Linked DNA regions of Homo sapiens: region 1 is linked to region 2. A link is an interaction called in ENCODE POLR2A ChIA-PET data of the cell type or tissue named here. Cell type or tissue: HCT116. All regions are shown on one strand. Each heading gives the region's core, and the rest is flanking DNA. Links, peaks and the distances in the headings are about the cores only. Region 1 holds the start of LOC101928796 (a long non-coding RNA gene). Region 2 overlaps SPATC1L (spermatogenesis and centriole associated 1 like).

Region 1 (16,579 bases), core at 6,564-10,563, 200 kb before region 2:
GCGAGAATGGACTAATATAGATGGCATCTCAAATAATTAAAGCAAAGTTGGACTTTTTAATAAATGGTGCTGGGACAACTCAGTAGCTATTTGGAAAAAGTTAAAATGGGTTCCATACTGTGGCATTAGATGGGTATATATTGGTGTTATGATATATATAAATGGGTATATATTGGTGTTATCACATATATAAATGGGTTTTCATCCATGGTTCCTGGCTCATGCCTCCCCTACCCCTCGTTAGTCTTTTGTTACAATGTCGGGTGTGTTGGGCCACAGGGGAGGCCTCTCACCTTCTCCTGTCCTTCACTCTAACGTCCCCACCTTGCTGACTGTGGGTCTTAAGACCCTCACCTGAGAGGGTCCCACCCTAGACCCTGGGGAAAGGAGTGTTGATGTCATGAAGCTTCTATAAAAGCCCACGAGAACAGTGTTCAGTGAGCTTTTGGAGTTGAATACATGGAAGGTCCTGGAGGGTGCTGCCCGGGGAGGACATGGAAGCAACAAGCCCCTCCCCCTTCCCTCCCCCTCGGCCTCTTCATGCGTATCCTTTGCAACATCCTTTATAATAAGCTGGTAATGTACATAAGTGTTTCCCTGGGTTCTGTGAGCCACTCCAGCAAATTAATCAAACTCCAGCTGGAAGCTGGTTGGTCAGAGGCTCCAGAGGCCCACACTTGCCACTGGTGGGAAAGAGGGAGTGGTCTTGGGGACGGACCCCTTACACTGTAGGAGGTGAAACTAGCTCTGGGCAGGCAGCGTTGGAACTGAATTAGAGGTGCCCGCTGCCTGATGTGTGGGGAAACCTCTGCACATTTGGTTGCAGAAGTCTTCTTCCATGTTGACGGTTGTTGTGGTGTGAGAGCAGAGGAGAAACAGGGTTAGAGTTTCCCCGGCACACACACCTCACACCATACACAAGAATACACCCCAGTGGATTTGGGATCTGAATGTAAAAAATGAAACAAGTACTAGAGGAAATACAGGTGAATTCCTCCATACCCTGAATATGAGGAAAGATTTTTCTAGGAATCAAAACAAAAGATTAATTTGACTACATGAAAATAATAGCATTCTGCATGGCCCAAAACACCACAAAGGCAAAGGAAAATTGAGAGACGAGGAGAAGGTGTGTGCTGCACAATCACAGATGCATAGCTAATATTCCATATATTAAAAAATTCAATATTTGAGGGGGAAAACATCAAAAACTCAACAGAAAAATGGGCAAAAGACATGAAACATGAATAGATCATTTCTCCAAAAATGTATAAAAATGATCTTTAGGCCGGGCGCGGTGGCTCACGCCTGTAATCCCAGCACTTTGGGAGGCCGAGGCGGGCGGATCACGAGGTCAGGAGATCGAGACCATCCCGGCTAAAACGGTGAAACCCCGTCTCTACTAAAAATACAAAAAATTAGCCGGGCGTGTTGGCGGGCGCCTGTAGTCCCAGCTACTTGGGAGGCTGAGGCAGGAGAATGGCGTGAACCCGGGAGGCGGAGCTTGCAGTGAGCCGAGATCCCGCCACTGCACTCCAGCCTGGGCGACAGAGCGAGACTCCGTCTCAAAAAAAAAAAAAAAAAAAGATCTTTAATTATATGAAAAGTTGTTCAACTTCATTTGGAATAAGAAATAAAAATTAAAACTACAGTGAGAGGTCCTCTCCAATCTCGTGTTGTGACAGTTACAGTATTGATGAGGCCGTGGCCTCTCACTGGCTGACGACTCCAAGCTGCACAGCCGTGCGGAAGGCAGTTCAATCCGATAAAACTCCGTGACCCAGCAACTCCACGTTACGAATTCACACCGAAGAAAACCTCCAACGATAGGAAGACTTGTAGGCACAAGGTCATTTGATGCAGTATAATTGGTGGTTGTGAAATACCGGAAAAAATTAAATGCTCCTGTGTAGACGTGTGTTGGCTAAGCTAAGGTACTGCCACATAGTGCCTTCATGCAGCTGCACAGAGAATGAGGATGGTCTCTATGACCCAACACGGAGTGATTTCAATGTATGTTGTTAAGTGATGAAAAAAGGCAAAGAGCAAAAGATTATAGTAGGCTATTTGGGGTGAGAAAAAAGAGAAATAAGAAAATAATATACATGCATCATTTTACTTTTGCAAAAAGAAACACAGAAAGGCTAAATGAGAATTGAGAATGTCTGGTTGCCTCCAGGAGGTGGGTGGGGCAGGGCAGAAAGGAGGGGGAGACGGGAGTGACCACTGCGTGAGCAAACCCTTCTGTAACTCCAAACTTCAGAACATGTTATTGTCTCCCCTACTCAGAAACTAATAACTGAAACCAATAAGCGTGGGGAAACAAAATGGAATCGACACTCATTTCATTTCAAATGGATAATATAAGCACACTGGATGCAAGGGAAAGGGGAGGATAAGACATTTTTTAACAGGCCAGGCATGGTGGCTCATGCCTGTAATTTGGGAGGCCAAAGTCGGCGGATCACCCGAGGTCAGGCATTCGGGACCAGCCTGGCCAATATGCTGAAACCCTGTCTCTAGTAAAAATACAGAAATTAGCCAGACATGGTGGCAGGCACCTGCAGGTGCAGGTGCAGCTACTTGGGAGGCTGAGGCACGAGAATCGCTCAAACCCAGGAGGTGGAGGTTGCAGTGAGCCGAGATAGCACCACTGCACCCCAGCCTGGGTGACAGAGCGAGACTCTGTCTCAAAAAAAAAAAAGAAATTTTTGAACAAAGTATTTTGACCATGTACTCATAGGCCAAAGATCCCTCAAAATTATAAGTAAATATTATAATTGTATAATTATCTATTTATATATAATTATATTATTAAAAAATTATAAATAAGCTCTACACAGTAGGTTTGCTTTTCACACAGGTAGGGATTAGCAACCCTGAAGCTGCTTTCTGTGTATTCTCGGATGCAGCAAATAGACAATTACACTGTGGCTGGTGGGGGTCTGGTCTCCACTCTCTGAAAAGGTGTTACAGTGGCGGGAAGGCAGCCAAGCAGACACACAGGTGTGCATGGGTCAGTGGTGTTACAGACTGACTGTGTCCCTCCCGTGTTCATATGTCAAAGCCCTTAAGCCCTAATGTGAGTGCATTTGGAGATGGGACCTGTAAGGAGGTAGTTATGGTTAAATGGGGTCATAAGGGTGGGGTTCTAATTTGACAGGACTGGTGTCCTTCTCAGAGGAGACACAGAGATTGTTCTCTCTCTGCAAGTGGACAGAGAAGAGGCCATGTGAAGAAATGAGAAGGCAGCTGTACGCAAGCCAGGGAGGGAGGCCTCACCAGAAACCAACCCTGACAGCACCTTGACCTTGAACTTCTAGCTTCCGGAACTATGAAAAAATTAGTTTCTGTTATGGAAGCCTCCCACGGTATGGCATTTCATTACAGCAGCCCCAGTACACTGAGGGATGGTAGCTGGAGGTCAATAGATGAATAACAAAATTAGACGGATGATAGACAGGGATATCATTGTCCGTCTTAAATTACCAGACTCAGAAAATATGATTAAGCATAGAGTTTACTGGAGCCCAGAGCTTAAGGACAGCCACCTGGGAGCACAGGTTCAAGCTGCCCTAAATCGAAGCTCCCATTAGCAGCAGCCTCTGACTCCCGCCCGAGGGCCCCCAGCACTACTGTGGAATTCCGGCCGGAACACACAGCCTGGACCTGGTCATGAGAAACGGCCCCACAAGCCCAACTTGAGATGCATTTTACAGAATAAGTGGCTTAAACGTCTCAAAAACGTCAAGGTCAGGAAAGGTCAAATTAAAGGAGACAAAGAGGTAAGAGAATAATGTAACAGTGAGCCAGCACCATTCCTGCCTCTGCAAAGGGGAAGGTGAGGGGATTGTTCCCATTATCAGGGGAAAGGGGTTCTCAGGAGACCTGGAGAAACGCCCAGGCGTAGCCTGGCCTGGGGCAACTGGAGCCGACCACTGCAGTGGGCTCTGGCAGGCACTGCGTCTCCCCCGAGGTCTCTGCTGAAAACAACGACCACGGAGGCCCTGATGCCTCCTACCTGGGCTGTGACCCTGGCCTAGGGCTCCTCGCACCTCCTGCACCCCACAGCCTCCGGGCCAGGCTCCGGCTCCCACCCAGTCCCTGCAGCCAAGGGAAGCCGCTGCCTGCAGGCCTGGAGGGCTCCCTGTTCCAGCTGCTCCCTCACTGGCCTCCGGCAGGGTCAGGACAGAGAGGGGGTGGCAAATCCACTGACCCCAGCGGAAGCCTCGCCAGAGTCTCCCAGGCACCGGTGGACCCAGGCATCTGGGGCCAGCGGGGAGGCCACGGAAAGGGGACAGTGCTGGCTCTGGGCCCCTCGGGGGACCGTCCTGCACTGGTGCCCATGGGCAGCAGAGGGCGCCCCTGACCATCCCTCCATGGCGTCCGCAGGAGCCTCACCAGCCTCAGGGTCCAGGGGCACCCACCCAGCTGTCAACCTAGCTGTCTGGAGTGAGCTTCAGTGGGAGGGGAGGAGGGGGCCTGCGATTGTGCAGGGACGAGGCTGGGGGAGCAGAGACTCCAGAAACCGTGTCCCACACCCCGCACTGCCCCTCACTGTGCAGCCCCAGCCTCCCTCCTAGAGCCCCCCAGCTGCTAGGCTGTGACAATTGCTTGTGTATCTGGACCCAGCAGGCTACAGGTCACTGTGACCTTGGGGCCTGGGGTCCCAAAGCCAGGCTGCCTGCCCCCGTTTCCCCCACCGCCATCTCCAGAGCCACCATCACCAGTTCTGCCACCCTCGGCCCTCCCTGTCACTGCAGGGCAGCCCTGGACTCGCTCAGACCCTGAGTTCAGACCCTGGGGTGCAGAGGCTGATGGCCCGGCGCTGGCCTCCTGAGCCCTCCTCACCCCTGGGCACTCACTGAGTACTGGGCCTGCTCTCCTGAGGGCAAAAGAGCACCCAACCCCTCCCCCAGCTCTGAAACAACCCTCAGATCCTGATGCTTTTGGGGTCACATGTTTGGGGAGGGAACTGGCAGTAGCCCAGGAGCCCTAGATCACGGAGGTCACCCTGCTGAACGCGAGGGTCTCTGCCTCCCAAGGGTGGGGACTCCAGAGGCCGGGCACCTGGGAGGGCCTTGCTCTGGGCCCTCCGGCCTGGCTGTGGCTGGCACCCTGGGACCCCAGACCCAGCCCAGAGCAGGGATGGCTGCGTCTCGCTCCCAGTTTGTCCTGATCCCAGAGCCTCCAGCCACAGCTCCGTAAGGTGGGCACTGAGATGGCCCTGAGGCCTGGAGGCCCTGAACGGAGATGAGGTCTCTTTCCACAGACCAGCCGCGTTCCCACCGCACCCTCTCTTTGGGGTTTGATTGGCCCAGGGAGTGTGAGTGTTCCTGAGAAGCCCAGATGTTACCCAGGCACTCGGCCCCAGGCTCTGTGACTCCCATGTGGGGACAATGGAAACCAGATGCTGGGAAGCTGGGCTGGGTGGGCGGGCCCCTGGCAGCTGTGTGCTGCGTCCATCTGGACTGGTCTCTGAGCCCCGGGCCTGTGGACCTCGGCCTCATGGGAGCCCCAGCTCTGTCACTGTTACTCCCTCCATCAGCTCCCACCGACAGAGTGGACATTCTCTTGACAACTTGAGAAAACGGAGCTTCTGGGAGCCTGTGTCCCGACCCGAGCTCAGGCAACTAGTGGGTGACAGAGCTGGGACCGCACCCAGTTCTGACTGCCCCAGCTTTCCTGGCACATCCAGCCTGGGGTATACCAGGCAGGATGCCAGCAGTTTCTCTGAGCCACGGTGTGGTCAGGCAGAGAGACGGAGGGTCTGAGTGGCCCCCTACAGATGCTGTGGTCCTGCGTGGAAACCCTCTGGGTGTCTGAGGAGTGGGGTGATGTGGGACTGTGACCACCCATGTTCAGCTCCCTGCAGAGTGGCAAGGAGCCCCCCGCCCCCGTCTCTCTGGGACCCAGCCGGAGTGGGGGCTGCTGGTCTGTAAGGGATCCTAACCCTTTCTTCCCTACTGCCCCAGCCTCGTTAAAACTGCTGCATGCCGGCGGGTGAGCGGGACATGGGGCAGCCCCCGCAGCTGAGCTCCCCACTGCCGGGGGAGGGCCTGTGTGGAGCTCCGAGACCAGGTCCTAGAAGCCCCTGGGCCCTGCCCTGCGCTGCGAAGGGAACCGGGTGTCTGAGCATGGGGCCGGCAGGACCGACAGCATCGGGGCTTGAAACCCAGTGCTCGGGAGCCCGCCCCTCCCCCCACGACCTTTTGGGCCCAGAAGCCATGATGGGGGCACAGAGGAGGGAGTTTCGGGCCCCGGCCCGGGGTGCGGGGTCTCACACAGGGACCCCAGGTCTGAGCTGTGCCACTCGTGCAGCCCTGGCCCTCCGCAGCCTCGGCAACCCCACCCGAGGGCTCCCACTGCTGCCCACAGACATCTCAGGGTCTCCCGGGCCGGGTCAGCGGCGCCGGAACAGGGTCTCCCGGGCCGGGTCAGCGGCGCCGGAAGTGATTCTCGTCAGCAGGAATGCGCTGGCTGCCCGGGAGCCTTCAGGGTGGGCTCTGGGGGCCAGGTGCGGCCTCAGCGCCGTCCCTTCCCGGGAAGCCTCCTCCCTGGGGTCCACGCCGGCTCCTGCTGGCTCCCCCATTCCGCTGAAATCTGAGGAAAAGGCTCTGGGAACGCAGCCAGACTCCCCCACAGCTCAGACGGCTGTAAAGAAATATTCCTGCCAGATGTTCAGAGGCGGAGGCCAGCATGAGGTAACGGGAAAGGCTTAACCCGTCCAGCCCCGCAGCCTCGCAGCCGCCTCCGGGGCCCAGCTCTAGGGGCTGCGGGCCCCGTGCCGTGGGGGACGTCCCTGCCGCGTCCGTGTCCCGGGGGCCGGGCCTGCCTGCGGCGGGAGCCCACCCCGTGCGGTCAGACGGGCTCAGAGCGCTCTTCTGCAGTCTCCAGCCCTCCCTGGAGGGCGTGTTGGACCAGCCCCTGATGGGCGCCCGGGAGCCACGGGATGGGGCGTGATGCCAGCCTGGGAGAGGGATCCACTCGGGGGTCCTCAGGAGGCGGTGCCAGCCCCCGGCATGGCTTGGGGGAGCCTCTGTGTTGCCAGCGCTGGGCAGCCCTGGACCCCCCGCCACCCTTTGCCTCACGGGCCCTGGGTTTCAGGGCAGTGGCCTCTCAACCCAGCGAGATCACAGCGCCATCGAGACAGTCTTTCAGTCTTTTTTTTTTTTTTTTTTTTTTTTTGCGTCTCTTTGAAATGACAGTTCCCAGAACCAGAGCTTCTATGGCGGATTCTCACCAGAAAATGAAATTCTCAGCTTACAGGCAACGGAACAAAATGAAATCAGGCCAATGCACGCGGCCCCGGGAAGCACCAGGGGGCCTCAGCGAGCTCCTGAGTTTCACACTCAGTGCGGGGGTTTCCGCCTCAGCCCCTCTTAGCGGGAGTCACTAAAGGAAACGCAGAGAGGGCGGGAACGCAACCCCAGCACCCTGCGGCTCCCGCCACGGGGTCGCGCCCTCCCTCTGATATCCAGAGCCTGCGGCTCCCAGAGGCGCTCCCGGAACAAACCGGGGCGCGCAGAGCTTTCTTCGCCGCTGTCTGGGGGCCGCAGGACTGTCCCAGGGCCCGTGATTGACGGACCAGTCCCCGGCATTGAGCCTTGTGTCTTTCCAGTTACAGGCGATGCTGCCGGAAACGTGTGTTTTCCTATCTAGGAGTCAGTCTGTCGCAGACCGATTCCTGGATCGCCGAGGTCGCCCACTCTCCCCAGAAGCCTGCTCCCTCCCGACCCGACCGGTGGGAGGCCGCGTCCCCGACGCTTGCCAGGAGCCCCGCCTGCAGCCGAGGCGTCCTCCCCGCGCCGCGGGCTCCTGTGGCAACGGCCGCCTCCCGGCTGGCCTCTTTTCTGCCTTCTGCCTTCCCGTTGGCGACTGGGGAGGCCCGTGGTCAACGAGGCCCCAGCGATCACCTGGGGGACGTCCTGTAGGGAGAGCCTGACTCACAAGGACCAGTGTTGAGCCGTCGCACCCCCGCTTGGGACCAGGATGGGCTGCACTTTCCCCACCCGCGGCCCTGGGACCCGCCCCACCCGAAGCCCGGGGAGATCCAACCGCAGGCTGCCTCCGGCCAGCGGACTCATTCACACTCCGCAAACAGGCTGGGGCCAGACGCCGCCCTGCCCTAGGTGCCCAGCAAACACGCGGGCCAGCCAGACCCCTGGACCTTCACAGGGAGGAGGAGATGGAGATGGGTTCACCCCCCACAAAGGAGGGAGGGGAGGGGATGGCCGCCATGCCCAGGTGCCGGGACAGGAGCCGAGGGCCGCGTGCACCCCTTGGGCCCTTGGAGGGGCCGGCATGTGCCTCTCTGTCCCTGTGCCACTTCCACTGGCCGTACAGGGCCACCACCGCGGAAACCGCATGTGTAACCCCTGGAAACAGGGTCCTCCTTGATGAGTCATGTTCTAAGTTGGGAGGAAAATTCACTGGATAGTGGAGGCAGTAGAAAGAAATAAAAAAAGTCTTTGTTCCACAGATGCTTGGAGGGCTTGGGTCCTCGGTGTTTATAGTGGGTGCCGCCTTCCAACACCACACCCTGGGAGGGAGTCGCCGGACGGCGTTCCGGAAACTCCACAGTCACTGGGGAGGGGGCACGGACAGCCCCCACCACCTGCCCTCCGGGCACAAACGCAGGGCCTGTCCCCTGCCCGTGGGCGCAGCTGTCCTGCTCCCTCCCCGAAGGCACTCGGACTTCTGTGGAAAAAGAGCTTATGGGATGGAAAATCCCTGGATGAGTTTCCTCCCAGCCTTTCCTGGGGGTGGAGGACAGACCTGCAGCCCCGAGCGAGCTCCTGCCAGCGCCTGGAGAGTGGAGGGCGGGGCCCAGTCTCAGCACTGCAGCCGGGCCCTGCGGGGCTAGAAGCACCGTCCCCTCCGCCGTCCACCCTCACTGCGTGGGTCTCGAGGCCTCCTTGTCTAGAAAATTTCCCCAGCTGGGGCCTGGGTTTTTGGAGCCCATGGAGGGCAGGTCCTCCACATCTCGGGTGCCCTGGGTAGGGCAGGGAGGCGACTGACGCGTGGCGCAGAGCTTGGCCGGCCGTGGTGATAGGAGAGGGGGTGGCTGAGAGACCTGGGAGGAAAAAGATTTTTAAAGGGGGAAGTGGGACCCTGCCTTGGGGCTGGGGTTGGGAGTTCCGTGTGGGTGTGGGTGGGGAAGTATCGGGGGACCTGCCCTGATAATCACGTAGGTTCTTTTCTATTTTTCCTAAGCGTCGGCCGGCTTGAGAAATAAAGGGACAGAGTACAAAAGAGAGAAATTTTAAAGCTGGGCATCCGGGGGAGACATCACACGTTGGTAGGATCTGTGATGCCCCACAAGCCGCAAAAACCAGCAAGTTTTTATTAGGGAGTTTCAAAAGGGGAGGGAGTGTGTGAATAGGTGTGGGTGACAGACAGCAAGTACTTAACAGGGTAATAGAATATCACAAGGCCAGTGGAGGCAGGGCGAGATCACAGGACCACAGGACCGAAGCAAAATTAAAATTGCTAATGAAGTTTTGGGCACCACTGTCACTGATAACATCTTATCAGGAGACAGGGTTTTGACATCAACCGGTCTGACCAAAATTTATTAGGTGGGAATTTCCTCTTCCTAATAAGCCTGGGAGCGCTATGGGAGACTGGAGTTTATTTCATCTCTGCAGCCTCAACCATAAGAGACAGGCCCACCTGGGGGGGCTGTTTATAAGCCAATACCTCCAGGTGCGTATTCTCTTTCTCAGGGATATCCCATGCTGAGAAAAAGAATTCAGCGATATTTCTCCCATTTGCTTTTGAAAGAAGAGAAATATGGCTCTGTTCTGCCTGACTCACCTGCGGTTAGAGTTTAAGGTTATCTCTCTTATTCCCTGAACAATTGCTGTTATCCTGTTCTTTTTTCAAGGTGCTCAGATTTCATATTGCTCAAACACACATGCTGTACAATTTTTGTAGTTAACACAATTATTACAGGGTCCTGAGGCAATATACATCCTCCTCAGCTGACAGGATTAAGAGATTAAAGTAAAGACAGGCATAGGAAATCACAAGGGTATTGACTGGGGAAGTGATAAGTGTCCATGAAATCTTTACAATTTATGTTTAGAGATTGCAGTAAAGACAGGCATAAGAAATTATAAAAGTATTAACTTGAGGAACTAATAAGTGTCCATAAAATCTTCACAATCCACGTTCTTCTGCCGTGGCTTCAGCCGGTCCCTCCATTTGGGGTCCCTGACTTCCCACAACAGGGGAGGGGGTACGGTTGGTCCAAAAGGGGAAGGACAGAAGCGGGGCCTGGGCCAGCAGCCCTGGGGCTCCCACCAGCCACCAGCAGCACTGAGTCTCCTCTGCAACTTTCCCTGTGGACAAAGGCAGTTTCCTGGGATGGTCTTTCCTTCCCGTTCCACCACTTTTATGGGTTTAAGAAAACCACTAACACAGGACAGCGGTGGATAATTCCCCTTTTCCCCGCGCTGACGTTTGGAGGCACCAGGGCTCCTCAAGGTGGACTGGGGGGCTCCTCTCCCTGAACGCAGGGTCCTGATGGGGGTGGGGGTGGGGGTGGGGGTGGAGGGCAGGCAGGTTCCAGAAACAGCCCTGCCCTCCCCTGCCTCCCGGGACAGCTTCCTCCACCAAGCCCACCTCATGCTCCATCCTCATCCCCTCTTAGCCAGGTCCTGCTGGAAGAGGAGGCTCGGGTCCACCCGCAGGAGTCAGAGAGGCCCTGCCAGGGACACTGCACATTCAAGGCCCTCTCCTCCATCCTTCTTCCTCTCCCTCCTCCCACCCTCTCCCTCCTCCCACCCCCTCTCCCCTCCTCCCATTCTCTCCCTCCTCCCACTCTCTCCCTTCTCCCACCCTCTCCCTTCCCACACCTGGAGACTCAGATCCCCCCAGGGCTGTGGACGACTGGCACAGTGGGGTAAGTCCTGCTCCCCACAGCTGCTTCTGGGATCCCAGACTGGGCCCAGAGTCCCCATCCACAGAAGGGCCGGCAGGCCTGAGAAAGGACAGCCAGGTCGCCAGGGAGGGGATGTGGCTCGCCCCCTTCTTCCCTTTCTCTGGAAGTGCATTTACCTCCCCCCACACACAGGCGGGGTTGCAGGGCCCTTCCCAGCCAGACCCTGCAGTGCAGCTCTCTGGGAGGCCCCCCAGGGCAGTGGTTTCCTGGCTCTGTGCTTCCTAGGATCCTGGAAGCCGACTGGGCTGGGGTTGGGGGGTGGAGCCCCATGGGAGAAGGATCTCCTGCAGGAATGGCCTGGATGGGGGCTTGGGGGTGGACATGTGCCAGAGACACCTGGGTAACTTCAGGAGAGAGGAGGGAGGGGGAGAGAGGAGGGAGGGGGAGAGAGGAGGGAGGGGGAGAGAGGAGGGAGGGGGAGAGAGGAGGGAGGGGGAGAGGGGGGGAGAGAGGAGGGAGGAGGAGAATAGGGGATGGGAGAGAGGAGGGAGACGGTGAAGGGGAGAGTAGGGAGCCGGAGAGGAGAATGAGGACAGGGGAGAAGAGGGAGGGGGAGATGAGGAAAGGGGGAGGGGAGCAAGTGTGAGAGGAGGGAGGGGGAAAGGAGGGAAGGGGGAGAGGAGGGGACAGGAGAGAGGAAGAAGGGGGAGAGGAGTGAGTGTGAGAGGAGGGAGGGGGAGAGAGGGGAAAAGGGGGAGAGGAGGGAGGGGGAGAGGAGGGAAGGGGGAGAGGAGTGAGCATGAGAGGAGGGAGGGGGAGAGAAGTGAGCGTGAGAGGAGGGAGGGGGAGAGGGGACAGGAGAGAGGAGGGAGGGAGACAGGAGTGAGCGTGAGAGGAGGGAGGGGGAGAGGAGTGAGCATGAGAGGAGGGAGGCGGAGAGGAGGGGACAGGAGAGAGGAGGGAGGGGGACAGGAGTGAGCGTGAGAGGAAGGAGGGGGAGAGGAGGGAAGAGGGAGAGGAGTGAGCATGAGAGGAGGGAGAGGGAGAGGACTGAGCGTGAGAGGAGGGAGGGGGAGAGAAGAGAAAAGAGGGAGCAAAGGGGACAGGAGAGAGGAGGGGGGGAGCGGAGGGAGCTCACCCGCTGTGGGTGGGGCAGGTTGTGGAAATCAGCCCCATGACAACAGTAAGCTCAGCCAGGACTGGGATTCAGGATGTTTTATTTTCATGCTTTATGTGGTTTTCATGTTCTCCCTGAGACATAAGCATCACTTACAATCAGAAAAGATCCCTGATGAAAGTGCATGAAGGAACACAAAGCAGGCGACTGCACGTCTATGAACACGCTCACGGTACGGTGCACAGAGCAGGCGACAGCACGTCTATAAACACACTTATAGCACGGTGGCCACGGTGGCTCACGCCTGTCATCCCAGCACTTTGGGAGGCCGAGGAGGGCGGATCACCTGAGGTCAGGAGTTTGAGACCAGCCTGGCTAACATGGCGAAACCCTACCTCTACTAAAAATACAAAAATTAGCTGGGCATGGTGGCATGTGCCTGTAGTTCCAGCTACTTGGGAGGCTGAGGCAGGAGAATCACTTGAACCCGGGAGGCGGAGGTTGCAGTGAGCCGAGATTGTGCCACTGCACTCCAGCCTGGGCGACAGAGCAAGACTCCATCTAAAAAAAAGAAAAACGCTTAAGCAGAAACACACTGAAGTATTAGCTCTGAATCCCACTCGGTAGTGAAACTAGATGTTGCTTTATGATTTTAAAAAATTCGCTATGATGAACATGTATCTTCTTCATAAGAGAAAGAGTCAAGTTTACTCTGAGTCATCATTGCAGATTTCCTGTGAAGCAGAGGCACCTCTGGGCCCCACCCAGGCCTGGGACCGCCCTGAGCCTGAGCCCCTCACACAGTGCGGCCCCAGCCCTGCCTCGGAGAAGCCCAGGCCAGGATGAAGCCTGGGACCGGGGGAGGAGTCGGACCGCGGCCCTGGAGCTCAGGATGCTGCAGCCTGGGGTGTCGGCGTTATTCCCACGCATCTCCACAGCTCCCGCCGCACCCACCCCGCGGACCTGCTGGCGGAGCCGGTGGTATACTGTGAACTGACTTATGAAACCACCTCTGCAAGGCAAAACAGGCCATTGGCCACTGGGCCCCGTGAACCTGTCCCTGGGCGTCCGCATCTCTTCCATCTTACAGACCGTGTGTCAGCCACCTGCTGCTGTGTGCCTGTGGTGGGACCCTCACTGCAGGGAATGCTGCATTCTTGGTGTTTGCTTACACAACGTGTTCCTATTTCCTTTCCCAAATCTGCAAGCACTCCTTGCAGATAAAACAGCTCAGACTGGGAGAGGCCAAGAGAACACGGAGGTCCTGAAGCCCCCTGTGCTTGAGTCAGGAGCCCAGAGGCTGGTGCCACAGCTCCAAGCAGGCAGCACCAAACCTCAGCACCCACAGCCACAGTGTGGATGACATCAGTGGCAGGTAAATTGACTGTACAGTAAGTGTACAAGGCCAGGCACGGTGGCTCATGCCTGTAATCCCAGCACTTTCGGAGGCCGAGGCAGGAGGACCACTTGAGTCCAGGAGTTCGAGACCAGCCTGGGCAACATCGTGAGACCCCCATCTCTACAAAACATACAAAATTAGCTGGGTATGGTGGCACATGCCTGTGATCCCAGCTACTCGGGAGGCTGAGGTGGAGGGATCACCTGAACCCAGGAGACTGAGGCTGCAGTGAGCTGTGATGAGGCCACTACGTTCCAGCCTGGATGACAGAGTGAGCCCCTTAGATAATAATAATAATAATAAGGAGGAGGAGGAGGAGGAGGAGGAGGAAAAGAAGGAGAAGTACTTTACAACTTCTGTAACGTAGGTGTGGGGAAAATATTGAAGGCAATCCAAAAACAGTCACTGTGGAGTTGTGGAATTAAGTATCAATTTTAAAGGTTTTTTCAAATGTTTCTTTAACATGGTTTTTGGTATGAACAATTTGTGTACGTTTTAAAATTATAAGACATTTAGGCTGGTGTTAGGCAAGTCTCAGCAGCTCCAGCTTTGGGAAAGCTCTTCTGGGACCTTCTGTGGGCCAGGGATGCATCTGGCCACATCTGGAGCCCACCCCCAGGTGATATCAGGGACAGCCCCTCTCTCCTCTCTCTGTCTCTCTTTCTGTCTCTCTGTCTCTGTCTCTCTGTCTCTGTCTCTCCGTCTCTGTCTGTCTCTCCTCTCTGTCTCTCTCTGTCTCTGTCTCTCTGTCTCTGTCTTTGTCTCTCTCTGTCTCTCCTCTCTCTGTGTCTCTGTCTCTGTCTCTCTCTCTGTCTCTCTCTGTCTGTCTCTCTGTCTCTCTCTGTCTCTGTCTCTCTCTGTCTGTCTCTGTCTCTCCTCTGTCTCTCTGTGTCTGTCTCTCTGTCTCTGTCTTTCTGTCTCTCTCTCACTGTCTCTGTCTCTCTCTGTCTCTCTGTCTCTGTGTCTCTCTGTCTCTGTCTCTCACTGTCTCTCTCTCTGTCTCTGTCTCTCTGTCTCTCTGTCTCTCTGTGTCTCTCTGTCTCTGTCTCTCTGTCTCTGTCTCTCCTCTGTCTCTCTGTGTCTCTCTCTGTCTTTCTGTCTCTCTGTCTCTCTCTGTCTCTGTCTCTCTCTCTGTCTCTGTCTCTCCTCTGTCTGTGTCTCTGTCTGTCTCTCTGTCTCTGTCTCTCTGTCTCTCTCTCACTGTCTCTCTCTGTCTCTCTGTCTCTGTCTCTCTGTCTCCACACACAGCATATATAACAACTATATTGTGAGCAACTTTGTCTTCCCACGGTACAAACTGAAATATCTTTGGCAAATACGTATCCGACTATACTGTGAAGAAATATTGACGTGAAAAAAGAACGCGGAGATCTGATAAAGCAACAATTCAGCTCACGGCGAGGTCCTCTGCAGGAGGCGGTTGGTGGGAAGAGGCGAGTGAGCCTGCCCGTGCGTCCCGCATGGAGACGTCTGGATTGGAAACTACCGAAAGATGTTTCAAGGAACTCTCCCTGGGTGACACGCTGGTTTTCAGACGTTTGATTCAGCTGCTGCAGTTTCCTCCTCCCTGACACGGGAACTGAACTGCAGGCCGCGGCGAGCCAGCCAGGGAAACCGCCTTCTCCCTGGGCTCGGAGCTGCTGCCGGTTCTGGAGGGAGAGACCCCAGCAAGGAGGTGGTGACTCATGGGCCGCTCCTCCCCGCCCCGCCCCGCCCCTCCCCTCCCGCCCCGCCCCTCCCCTCCCGCCCCTCCCCTCTCCTCCCGCCCCTCCCCTCCCCTCCCCTCTCCTCCCGCCCCGCCCCTCCCCTCCCCTCCCGCCCCTCCCCTCCCCTCCCGCCCCTCTCGCCCCGCCCCTCCCCTCCTTGCCCTCCGCTCTCACTCTGGCTGGGAGCAGAAGGCAGCCTCGGTCTCTGGGCGGCGGCGGCGGCCCACTCTGCCCTGGCCGCGCTGTGTGGTGACCGCAGGCCCCAGACATGAGGGCGGCCCGTGCTCTGCTGCCCCTGCTGCTGCAGGCCTGCTGGACAGCCGCGCAGGATGAGCCGGAGACCCCGAGGGCCGTGGCCTTCCAGGGTGAGTGGTGGCTTGGGGTGCAGGCTCCAGACCCCCCGCTCTTTGCTGCCGGCCAGGGCCAGATGCGCGGGGTCCCCTCCCACGCGTGGAACTGCAGACTGGGGGCCTGGAGCCCCTGAACCCCACTCCCCGCTCGGGGCGGCTGCAGCGCCCAGCTCTGCCCCACCGGGCCTTGGCCGGGGCCCCTAGAGGCTCAGCATTCAGCATTCTCAGCGGGGCCGGACCGCAGGCAGCTCGGGAGGGGCTCCCTGGCGAGGGGGAGCTGGTGCGGGGCTGTCTCGGCGCCCCGTGAATCCGTTTGACCCCTCACCTGGCAGTGAGTCCAGACGCACGGCCCCCCCGACCCCCGTTCTAGAAGAAGTCGTGCGCTGCTGGTTCTGAATCCAGCGAGAAACCTTCCCGTGAGGTCTCACTTGTCCGGTCCCGTGCCGGGGACGCCCTGCCCTTCGGGGGAGGTTGTGAAGGTTTCTGACTCCCCTCGAGGCACAGGAGCGGTTTGGGGTCTCTCACTCCACCCCCTCCCCACCGTCCCCACCGAGGGACGTCCTGCTGCCTTTTCCCGGGAGAGCCTCTCCGGGCCCGGGGCTCTGTGCTGCAGGCGCTGGGCTGGCCGGGAGGGCAGGCCCAGCAGAGACTCGGGGAATGGGGCGAGAGCTTGAAGGCCCCTCTCCTCCATCTTCGGCCAGACTGCCCCGTGGACCTGTTCTTTGTGCTGGACACCTCTGAGAGCGTGGCCCTGAGGCTGAAGCCCTACGGGGCCCTCGTGGACAAAGTCAAGTCCTTCACCAAGCGCTTCATCGACAACCTGAGGGACAGGTAGGAGGGACGCCCCGTGACCTTCCTCCTGTGCTTCTGGGCCTCTTGGAGGGAGGGGTGGGGGCCCAGGGGAACACGGGTGCGACGGCCTCAACCTCCTAAGGTTGGGCGAGCGTTGCCCTGACCGGGGCCCCTCCCGGCGCCCTCCAGAGTGAGGCCGGGGCCCTTTCCGGCGCCCTCCAGAGTGAGCTGGTCTGAGCCTCTCCCAGCGCCTTCCAGAGTGAGCTGGTTTGAGACCCTGCTCGCGGGGGTGGCACCTGTTCAGCAGGGCCGAGGTGACAGTGAGGC
Region 2 (9,516 bases), core at 5,517-9,516:
CTGCTCTGTGAGCATCCTCTGTGGATGGGGAGGAGCCCCCTGCTCTGTGAACATCCTCTGTGGATGGGGAGGAGCCCCCTGCTCTGTGAGCATCCTCTGTGGATGGGGAGGAGCCCCTGCTCTGTGAGCATCCTCTGTGGATGGGGAGGAGCCCCCTGCTCTGTGAGCATCCTCTGTGGATGGGGAGGAGCCCCTGCTCTGTGAGCATCCTCTGTGGATGGGGAGGAGCCCCCTGCTCTGTGAACATCCTCTGTGGATGGGGAGGAGCCCCCTGCTCTGTGAGCATCCTCTGTGGATGGGGAGGAGCCCCTGCTCTGTGAGCATCCTCTGTGGATGGGGAGGAGCCTCTGCTCTGTGAGCATCCTCTGTGGATGGGGAGGAGCCTCCTGCTTTGTGAGCATCCTCTGTGGATGGGGAGGAGCCCCTGCTCTGTGAGCATCCTCTGTGGATGGGGAGGAGCCTCCTGCTCTGTGAGCATCCTCTGTGGATGGGGAGGAGCCCCCTGCTCTGTGAACATCCTCTGTGGATGGGGAGGAGCCCCCTGCTCTGTGAGCATCCTCTGTGGATGGGGAGGAGCCTCCTGCTCTGTGAGCATCCTCTGTGGATGGGGAGGAGCCTCCCTGCTCTGTGAGCATCCTCTGTGGATGGGGAGGAGCCTCCTGCTCTGTGAGCATCCTCTGTGGTCCAGGAGGAGCCTCCTGCTCTGTGAACATCCTCTGTGGATGGGGAGGAGCCTCCCTGCTCTGTGAGCATCCTCTGTGGATGGGGAGGAGCCTCCTGCTCTGTGAGCATCCTCTGTGGTCCAGGAGGAGCCTCCTGCTCTGTGAACATCCTCTGTGGATGTGGAGGAGCCTCCTGCTCTGTGAGCATCCTCTGTGGTCCAGGAGGAGCCTCCTGCTCTGTGAACATCCTCTGTGGATGGGGAGGAGCTTCCCTGCTCTGTGAACATCCTCTGTGGATGGGGAGGAGCCTCCCTGCTCTGTGAACATCCTCTGTGGATGGGGAGGAGCCTCCTGCTCTGTGAGCATCCTCTGTGGTCCAGGAGGAGCCTCCTGCTCTGTGAACATCCTCTGTGGATGGGGAGGAGCCCTCTGCTCTCTGAACATCCTCTGTGGATGGGGAGGAGCCTCCCTGCTCTGTGAGCATCCTCTGTGGATGGGGAGGAGCCTCCCTGCTCTGTGAACATCCTCTGTGGATGGGGAGGAGCCTCCTGCTCTGTGAACATCCTCTGTGGATGGGGAGGAGCTTCCCTGCTCTGTAAACATCCTCTGTGGATGGGGAGGAGCCTCCTGCTCTGTGAACATCCTTTGTGGATGGGGAGGAGCCTCCTGCTCTGTGAACATCCTCTGTGGTCTGACGCTGGGCTCAGGTGTGTTCACTTTCTTTGCTTTCCACACCAAGGGGGAGGGTCCATGCCCACCAACACCTCCTGGCCCCACACCCTCATGAGGACTGAATATTCCCCAACCAGGCTGATGAGGTCATGTGGCATTTCCCCAATCCCTGGCCAAATTTAGCTTATCTATGCCTTTATGGCTTATGAAATTCTATTCTACCTCCATGTCATGTGTATTCTCCTAGCAATAAAGCAAATACATATTAGAGAAAGTGTTCGGAGCCATATCAAAAAATTATACCTTAAAATGTGCCTACTGGAGCTTGCAGTGAGCCAAGATCGTGCCACTGCAATCCAGCCTGGGCGACAGAGCAAGAATCCATCTCAAAAAAAAAAAAAAAAATGTGCCTACAAAGGAACCAACTAATCTTCCCTCTGAAATGTTTTCCAAGGAAAAAAAGTTCGAAAGAAGCAAAGTCATCAGCGTGTGCCCGGCCTCCTGCCACGTGGGAGGCCTGGAGTCCTCAGGCTTCACAGACCCCCCACCCCAGACACTTTTCAAATTATAAAAGAATATTATGTACAATTATGTATTAATTAAAATTTCAATAAAAGGAGATAGCCTGGAAAATTACTTTCAAGTGACTCAATAAGAAGTAGAAAACCTAAATGAACCAATACACAAAGAAGGAAAATCTAAAAGTTATGAAATGATTATTCCCCAGAGGGCTGCAGGCCTGGATGGTCTGTGGGTGAGTGTGCCAAGTTCCCAAACAAGTCATAATCCCGACATCATACAAATGAGGCTGGAACCGTAGAACAGGTTAAAAGATGCTCAATTAGGTTTCAAAATTTGTCACAACTCTGATGTCAAATTCCTACAAAGATAACCCCCAGAAAAAAAAAAAAAAAAAAAAAAACCATGGCCAGGCCAAAAATAATTGCACAAAGTCTCATCCAAACATGATCAAGAACACACAGCACGAGGCAGGAGTGTGCACAGAGCATGAGGCAGGAGTGCAGAGCATGAGGCGGGGGATGCACAGAGCATGAGGCAGGAGTGCAGAGCATGAGGCGGGGGATGCACAGAGTGTGAGGTGGGGGATGCAAAGAGCGTGAGGCGGGGGATGCACAGAGCGTGAGGCGGAGGATGCACAGAGCGTGAGGCGGGGGTTGTGCAGAGCACAAAGCGGGGAGGTGTGCAGAGCACAAGATGGGGGTGGAGAGCATGAGGCAGGGGTGTGTGCAGAGCACGAGGCGGTGGGGTGGAGAGCAAGAGGCAGGGTGTGCAGAACCCAGTGGCTGTGCAGCGTAGCAAGATACCAGATACGGTCCCTGGCAAGAAGCTGAGATACCTCCACTGGTACAGAGATAGGCTCACAAACACCGAACAAGATGAGCCATTTCTCAAATTTTCTGTTTTCCAAAAATAAGAACAGGAAGGACTCTTCCACAGCATCCAGCCTGTGCAAACCTCCCTCCTCTGGGCAGATGGGACCGTTGGTCCTTCCCACAGCTGGTCAGGAGGACCAGGATGCGGCCAAAACCCTCTCTCACCTTCCCTGGAGGAGGCCCCATGAAAGTCAAGGCCAAGGCCCGAGTTCTGAGTAATAAGGACAAAGACAGAAATAAGAAGTTCATGTGGATTGGAAGGGCGGGATGGCCGGCCAGATGCAGCCAGATGATACAGCTCCCACGGAGGGCCTGAGATGACTGGTGAGCTTCTAACACATCTTCAGAGGGAAGGTGCTGAGGGCAGATGGAGGGAGCACACAGAAGCTGGGCTGAAGGGGAGAAAGCTGGGAACCTGCCTGGGACTACTGAGCACTGGTGCTCATTTTTGGACCCACAACAGCTCTGGGGAAATGGGGGAGTTAAACGGGCAAGGAGCAACCCACTGTTGCCATGGGCCTCTGGAACCCCAGCTGGGGGAGACCCCTTGCCCACCATGGACACTCTAGTTGGCAGGGAGAGCTGCTTAGAGAAGTGATGGGGGCAGCAGCCAGCTGAAGCAGAACCCAGAGGGTCTGGTGCAGGAACACAGCCAGGGACGGCCGTCCCCCAGGCTTGATTTGCTCCCACAGGAGACTTTGGACCTAGGGGAACTGTCAGACCTGTTCTCTGCAGGGTGGTCTTACCCATCAGATGGGACCAGTCCAACCTGAGCACCCCTTCGTCTGCTGGCCTCTCCTGGGGCCCCAGCCTGGCCATGCCTGCTTGCAGGGCAGTCTTGGGTGCCCTGGGGGTCTTCACCATAGCTTCTGTGCCAGCAGACTGTGCCTGGCCAGTGGAGAGCTCCAGTGAGACAGCCCCGACGGCCACACACCAGCCTGCCTGCTCCCTCCTCATATTGTAGCTTCCCCTGGGCCCAGGCAACTCCCCACATCACTCTGCTGATGTCTGCACAGGTGGGTTTTGATTTCCTTCCCCCACCAGCATGCAGGAGTCCAGTGGGCCTCCCCTTTCCCTACAGACTTCCATTGCAGGTGAAGCCTTGGCAGACACAGAGCCAGCAAGCCCCATACCCGCCAGAACCCTGCCTTTGACCTAACACTGAGCAGAGAACAGTGGATCCTCCCCCACCCTGAGCGATCACTCCTGCTTGCAGGGCACAGAAAAGGCACCTAGACCTGTGCCAACCAGCACCCCACCCATGCCTATAGTACCTCCAGAGTAACTGCACACAGTCTCCAACAGGAGCCCCCCATCCCCACCCCAGCTGCTTTGCCTCCACCACTGTGGTGAACCCCCACAGGAAGGCAGGCACTCTGCATCTGCCAGCCACTCTGCTGTAGCTGCAGTACCTCAGCCCCCCAGTGCAGTGGATTCCAAACCTCAAGGAGCCAGAGAACAAAGTCAGGGCCCAAAACAAGTCCCCCAGAGCTAGAGCATGCAGAGTCCAGGAGTTGGCAGCTGGGCACTGGCCCCTTAAATATTCCATAAATGAAGCCAGTTGGCTGAATCCACCTTATACCACAATCAAAACCTCAAGGTCATCAAACAGACCAGGCATGGTGGCTCATGTCTGTAATCCCAGCACTTTGAGAGGCTGAAGCAGGTGAATCACTTGAGGCCAGGAGTTCAAGACCAGCCTGGCCAACATGATGAAAACCCATCTCTACTAAAAAATAGAAAAATTAGCCAGGCATGGTGTTGGGTGCCTATAATTCCAGCTACTTGGGAGGCTGAGGCAGGAGAATCACTTGAACCTAGGAGGCAGAGGTTGCAGTGAGCCGAGATTGTGCTACTGCACTCCAGCCTGCCTGGGAGACAGAGCAAGACTCTGTCTCAAAAAACAAAACAAAAAAAAAAAAAAAACAGAATGGCAAGCTAGATAAAGAACCAAGACCCATTGGTATGCTGTCTTCAAGAGACCCATCTCACATGCAATAACACAAATAGGCTCAAAATAAAGGCATGGAGAAAAATCTACCAAGCAAATGGAAAACTATGATTGCAGGGTTGCAATCATAGTTTCTGACAAAACAGATTTTAAACCAATGAAGATCAAAAAAGACAAAGAAGAGCATTACACAATGGTGAAGGGCTCAATTTAACAAGCAGACCTAACTACACTAAATATATATGCACCCAACACAAGAGCACCAAGATTTATAAAGCAAGTTCTCAGAGACCTTCAAAGAGGCTTAGACTCCCACATAATAATAGTGAGAGACTTCAACACCATACTGACAGTATTACAGATAATTGAGACAGAAAATTAAAAAAGATATTCAGGACATGAACTCAGCACCGGATCAAATGTACCTGACAGATATCTACAGAACTCTCCACCCCAAAACAATAGAATATACATTCTTCTCATTGCCACATGGCACACACTCTAAATTCAATCACATAATTGGAAGTAAAATACTCCTCAGCAAATGCAAAACAACTGGAATTATAACAAACAATCTCTCAGACGACAACGGACCCAGTTAGAAATCAAGCCTAAAAAATTCACTCAGAACCACACAATTACATGGAAATTGAATAACCCGCCCCTGAATGACTTTTGGGTAAACAGTGAAATTAAGGCAGAAATCAAGAAATTCCTTGAAGCTGATGAGAACAAAAATACAACATACCAGAATCTCTGGGACACAGCTAGGGCAGTGTTAAGAGGGAAATTTATAGCATTAAATGTTCACATCAAAAAGTTGGAAAGATCTCAGTCAAACAACCTAACATCACAGCTAAAAGAACTAGAGAATTAAGAGCAAACAAATCCCAAAGCTAGCAGAAAACAAGAAATAACCAAAATCAAAGCTGAACTGAAGGAGATTGAGACACAAAATACTATTCAAAACATCAATGAATCCAGGAGCTGGTTTTTTGAAAAAATTAATAAAATAGATATACCACTAGCTAGACTAATAAAGAAGAAAAGAGAAAAGATTCAAATAAACACAATCAGAAATAAGGGATATATTACTACTGACCCCGCAAAAATACAACCAACCATCAGAAAATATTATGAAAACCTCTATACACATAAACTAGAAAATCTAGAAAAAATGGATAAGTTCCTGGACACATACACCCTCCCAAGACTGAACTAGGAATAAATGGAATCCCTGAACACACCAATAACAAGCTCTAAAATTGAGTCAGTAATAAATAGCCTACCAACCAAAAAAAGCCAGGACCAGATGGATTCACAGCTGAATTGTACCAGATGTACAAAGAAGAGCTGGTACCATTCCTGGTGAAACTATTCCAAAAAGTTGAGGAGGAGAGTCTCCTCCCTAACTCATTCTATGAGGCCAGCATCATCCTGATAACAAAACCCGGCAGAGATGCAACAAAAAAAGATAACTTCAGGCCAATATATTTGATGAACATTGACGCAAAAATCCTCAACAAAATTCTGGCAAACCAAATCCAGCAGCACATCAAAAAGCTTATCCACCACAATCAAATAGGTTTTATCCCTGGGATGCAAGGTAGGTTCAACATAAATCAATAAATGCGATTCATTACATAAACAGGACTAAAGCAAAAACCATATGATTATCTTAATAGATGCAAAAAAAGCTTTCAACAAAATTCAACACCCCTTCATGTTAAAAACGCTCAATAAACTAGGTATTGAAGGAACATACCTCAAAATAGTAAGAGCTATGTATGACAAACTCACAACCAACATCAAAACTCAACCCCTCAAAACTTGGCACAAGACAAGAATGCCCTCTCTCACCACTCCTATTCAACATAGTATTGGAAGTCTTGATCAGAGCAATCAGGCCAAAGAAAGAAATAAAGCCCATCCAAATAGAAAGAGAGGAAATCAAACTATCCCTGTTTGCAGATGACATGATCTTATATCTAGAAAATCCCATAGTCTCAACCTAGATTCTTAAGCTGATAAACAACTTCAGCAAAGTCTCAGGATACAAAATGAATGTGCAAAAAACACTAACATTCCTATATACCAACAACAATCAAGACAAGAGCCAAATCAAATGGAATGAACTCCCATTTACAACTGCCACAAAAAGAATAAAATGCCTAGGAATACAGCTAACTAGGGAGGTGGAGGATGTCTACAAGGAGAACTACAAAACACTGCTCAAAGAAATCAGAGATTACACAAATGGGAAAACATTCCATGTTCATGCATAGGAAGAATCAATATCATAAAAATGGTCATACTGACCAAAGTAATTTTATAGAGTCAATGCTGTTCTTATTAAAATACCATTGAGATTAATCACAGAACTAGAAAAAAACTGTTTAAAAATTCATATGGAACCAAAAAAGAGCCCGAATAGCCAAGGCAATCCTAAGCAAAAATAACAAAGCTGGAGGCATCACACTACCCAACTTCAAACTATACTACAGAGCTACAATAACCAAAACAGCACGGTACATAGATCAATAGAACGGAACAGAGAACCCAGAAATAAGTTTGCACACCTATAACCACCTGATCTTCAACAAATCTGACAAAAACAAGCAATGAGGAAAGGACTCCCTATTAAATAAATGGTGCTGGGATAACTGGCTAGCCATATGCAGAAGACTGAAATTGGACCCTTTCCTTACACCATATACAAAAATCAACTCAATATGGATTATAGACTTAGATGTAAAACTCAAAACTATAAAAACCCTGGAAGACAACCTAGGCAATACCATTCAGAACATAGGGATGGGCAAAGATTTCACAACAAAGATGCTAAAAGCAATTGCAACAAAAGCAAAAATTGACTAATGGCATCTAATCAAAGAGCTTCTGCACAGCAAAATAAACTATCAACAGAGTAAACAGCAAACCTACAGAATGGGAGAAAATTTTTACAAACTAATGCATCTGACAAAGGTCTAATATTCAGCATCTATAAGGAACTTAAAGAAATCTACAAGAAAAAAACAAACAACCCCATTAAAAAGTGGGCAAAGGACATGAACACTTTTCTAAAGACATACATACAGCCAACGAGCATATGAAAAAAGGCTCAACATCACTGCTTATTAAAGAAATGTAAATAAAAACCACAATGAGACACCATCTCACACCAGTCAGAATGGCTATAATTAACAAGTCAAAAAACAACAGATGCTGGCAACGTTGCAGAGAAAAAGAACGCCTATACACTGTTAGTGGGAGCATAAATTAGTTCAGCCATTGTGGAAGACAGTGTGGCGATTCCTCGAAGACCTAAAAACAGAAATACCATTCAACCCAGCAATTCCATTACTGGTTGGGTTCCATTAATGGTACCCAAAGGAATATAAATCATTTTATTATAGAGACACATGCACGCATATGTTCACTGCAGACTATTCACAATAGCAAAGACACGGAATCAACTTAAATGCCCATCAGTGGTAGATTGGATAAAGAAAATGTTGTACATAGACACCATGGAATATTATGCAGCCATAAAAAAGAAAGAGATCAGCCGGGAGCAGTGGCTCATGCCTGTAATCCCAGTACTTTGGGAGGCCAAGGCAGGTGGATTACCTGAGGTCAGGAGTTCGAGACCAGCCTGACCAACATGGTGAAAACCATCTCTACTAAAAATACAAAATTAGCTGGGCATGGTGGTGCATGCCTGTAATCCCAGCTACTTGGGAGGCTGAGGCAGGAGAATTGCTTGAAATCGGGAAGCGGAGGTTGCAGCGAGCCGAGATCGTGCCATTGCACTCCAGCCTGGGCAACAAGAGTGAAACTCCATCTCAAAAAAAAAAAAAAAAAAAAAAAACCAGAATGAGATCATATCCTTTGCATGAACATGGATGGAGCTGGAGGCTATTGTCCTCAGCAAACTAATGCAGGAACAGAAAACCAAATGCCACATGCTCTTACTTATAAGTGGGAGCTAAACAACGAGAACACGTGGACACATAGAGGGGAACAACAGACACTGAGACCTACCAGATGGTGAAGGGTGAGAGAAGGGAGAGGATCAGGAATAATAACGAATGTACTAGGCTTAATACTTGAGTGACAAAATAATCTGTACAACAAACTCCCATGACACAAGTTCACCTATGTAATAAGCCTGCACTTGTACCCCTGAACTTAAAAGTTTTTTAAAAAAGAAATACATGGCCAGGTGCAGTGGTTCATGCCTGTAATCCCAGCACTTTGGGAGGCCGAGGTGGGTGGATCACCTGAGATCAGGAGTCCAAGATCAGCCTAGCCAACATGGCAAAACCCCATCTCTACTAAAAATACAAAAAGTAGCCAGGCATGGTGGTGTGTGCCTTTAATTCCAGCTACTGGGGAGGGCAAGGCAGGAGAATCGCTTGAACCCAGGAGGCAGAGGTTGCAGTGAACCAAGATGACACCACTGCACTCCAGCCTGGGCAACAGAGCCAGACTGTGTCTCAAAAACAAACAAACAAAAAACCATTTACTCCTGCCTTCTGAATCAATGATTCTATTTTTTAAAAATAAATCCAGCTGGACAGTGGCTCAAGCCTGTAATCCCAATGGTTTGGGAGGCCAAGGTGGGAGAATTGCTTGAGCCCAGGAGTTTGGGACTGGCCTGGGCAACATAGGGAGACCCTGTCTCTACAAAAAAAAAAAAAAAATTTTTAACTAGCCGCTCATGGTGGCAAGCACTGTAGTCCAAGCTACTCAGGAGGCTGAGGTAGGAGGATTGCTTGAGCCCCAGAGGTCGAGGCTGCAGTGAGTCATGATCATTGCCACTGCACTCCAGCCT

The links. Peaks named below come from ENCODE experiments on the same cell type or tissue, not always from the same donor. Only the 100,000 strongest peaks of a DNase experiment are listed, where the experiment ranks them.
Region 1: POLR2A ChIA-PET joins it to region 2 with 5 read pairs; 3 of 35 experiments call an interaction of 5 or more read pairs at or near these places.

The regions. Positions count from the first base shown.
Region 1 is chr21:45,966,473-45,983,051 of GRCh38, forward strand. LOC101928796 (a long non-coding RNA gene) reads left to right here and starts at 6,498. Exons shown (of 2, transcript NR_109931.1): 1 at 6,498-6,704; 2 at 7,622-8,481. COL6A1 (collagen type VI alpha 1 chain) reads left to right here and starts at 15,298. Exons shown (of 35, transcript NM_001848.3): 1 at 15,298-15,475; 2 at 16,162-16,291. The coding sequence starts at 15,379. It overlaps LOC105372841 (a long non-coding RNA gene), which reads left to right and starts at 12,033. Exons shown (of 3, transcript XR_937803.3): 1 at 12,033-12,237; 2 at 12,735-13,380; 3 at 14,818-15,094. RefSeq lists silencers at 3,943-4,237, 6,876-6,945 and enhancers at 7,206-7,255, 7,565-8,365, 15,056-15,918, 15,919-16,579. In HCT116, for the core only: a CTCF peak has its summit at 7,318; DNase peaks (open chromatin) are centred at 7,329, 7,599, 7,979, 8,469 and 1 weaker place; H3K4me3 peaks cover 2,089 bases; H3K27ac peaks cover 2,554 bases.
Region 2 is chr21:46,169,707-46,179,222 of GRCh38, forward strand. The region is part of intron 2 of SPATC1L (spermatogenesis and centriole associated 1 like); the gene reads right to left. Among named protein-coding and RNA genes, the nearest start is that of SPATC1L, 10 kb to the right of the region's middle. RefSeq lists enhancers at 484-984, 985-1,485. In HCT116, for the core only: no CTCF peak of the experiment used is centred there; no DNase peak of the experiment used is centred there; H3K27me3 peaks cover 871 bases.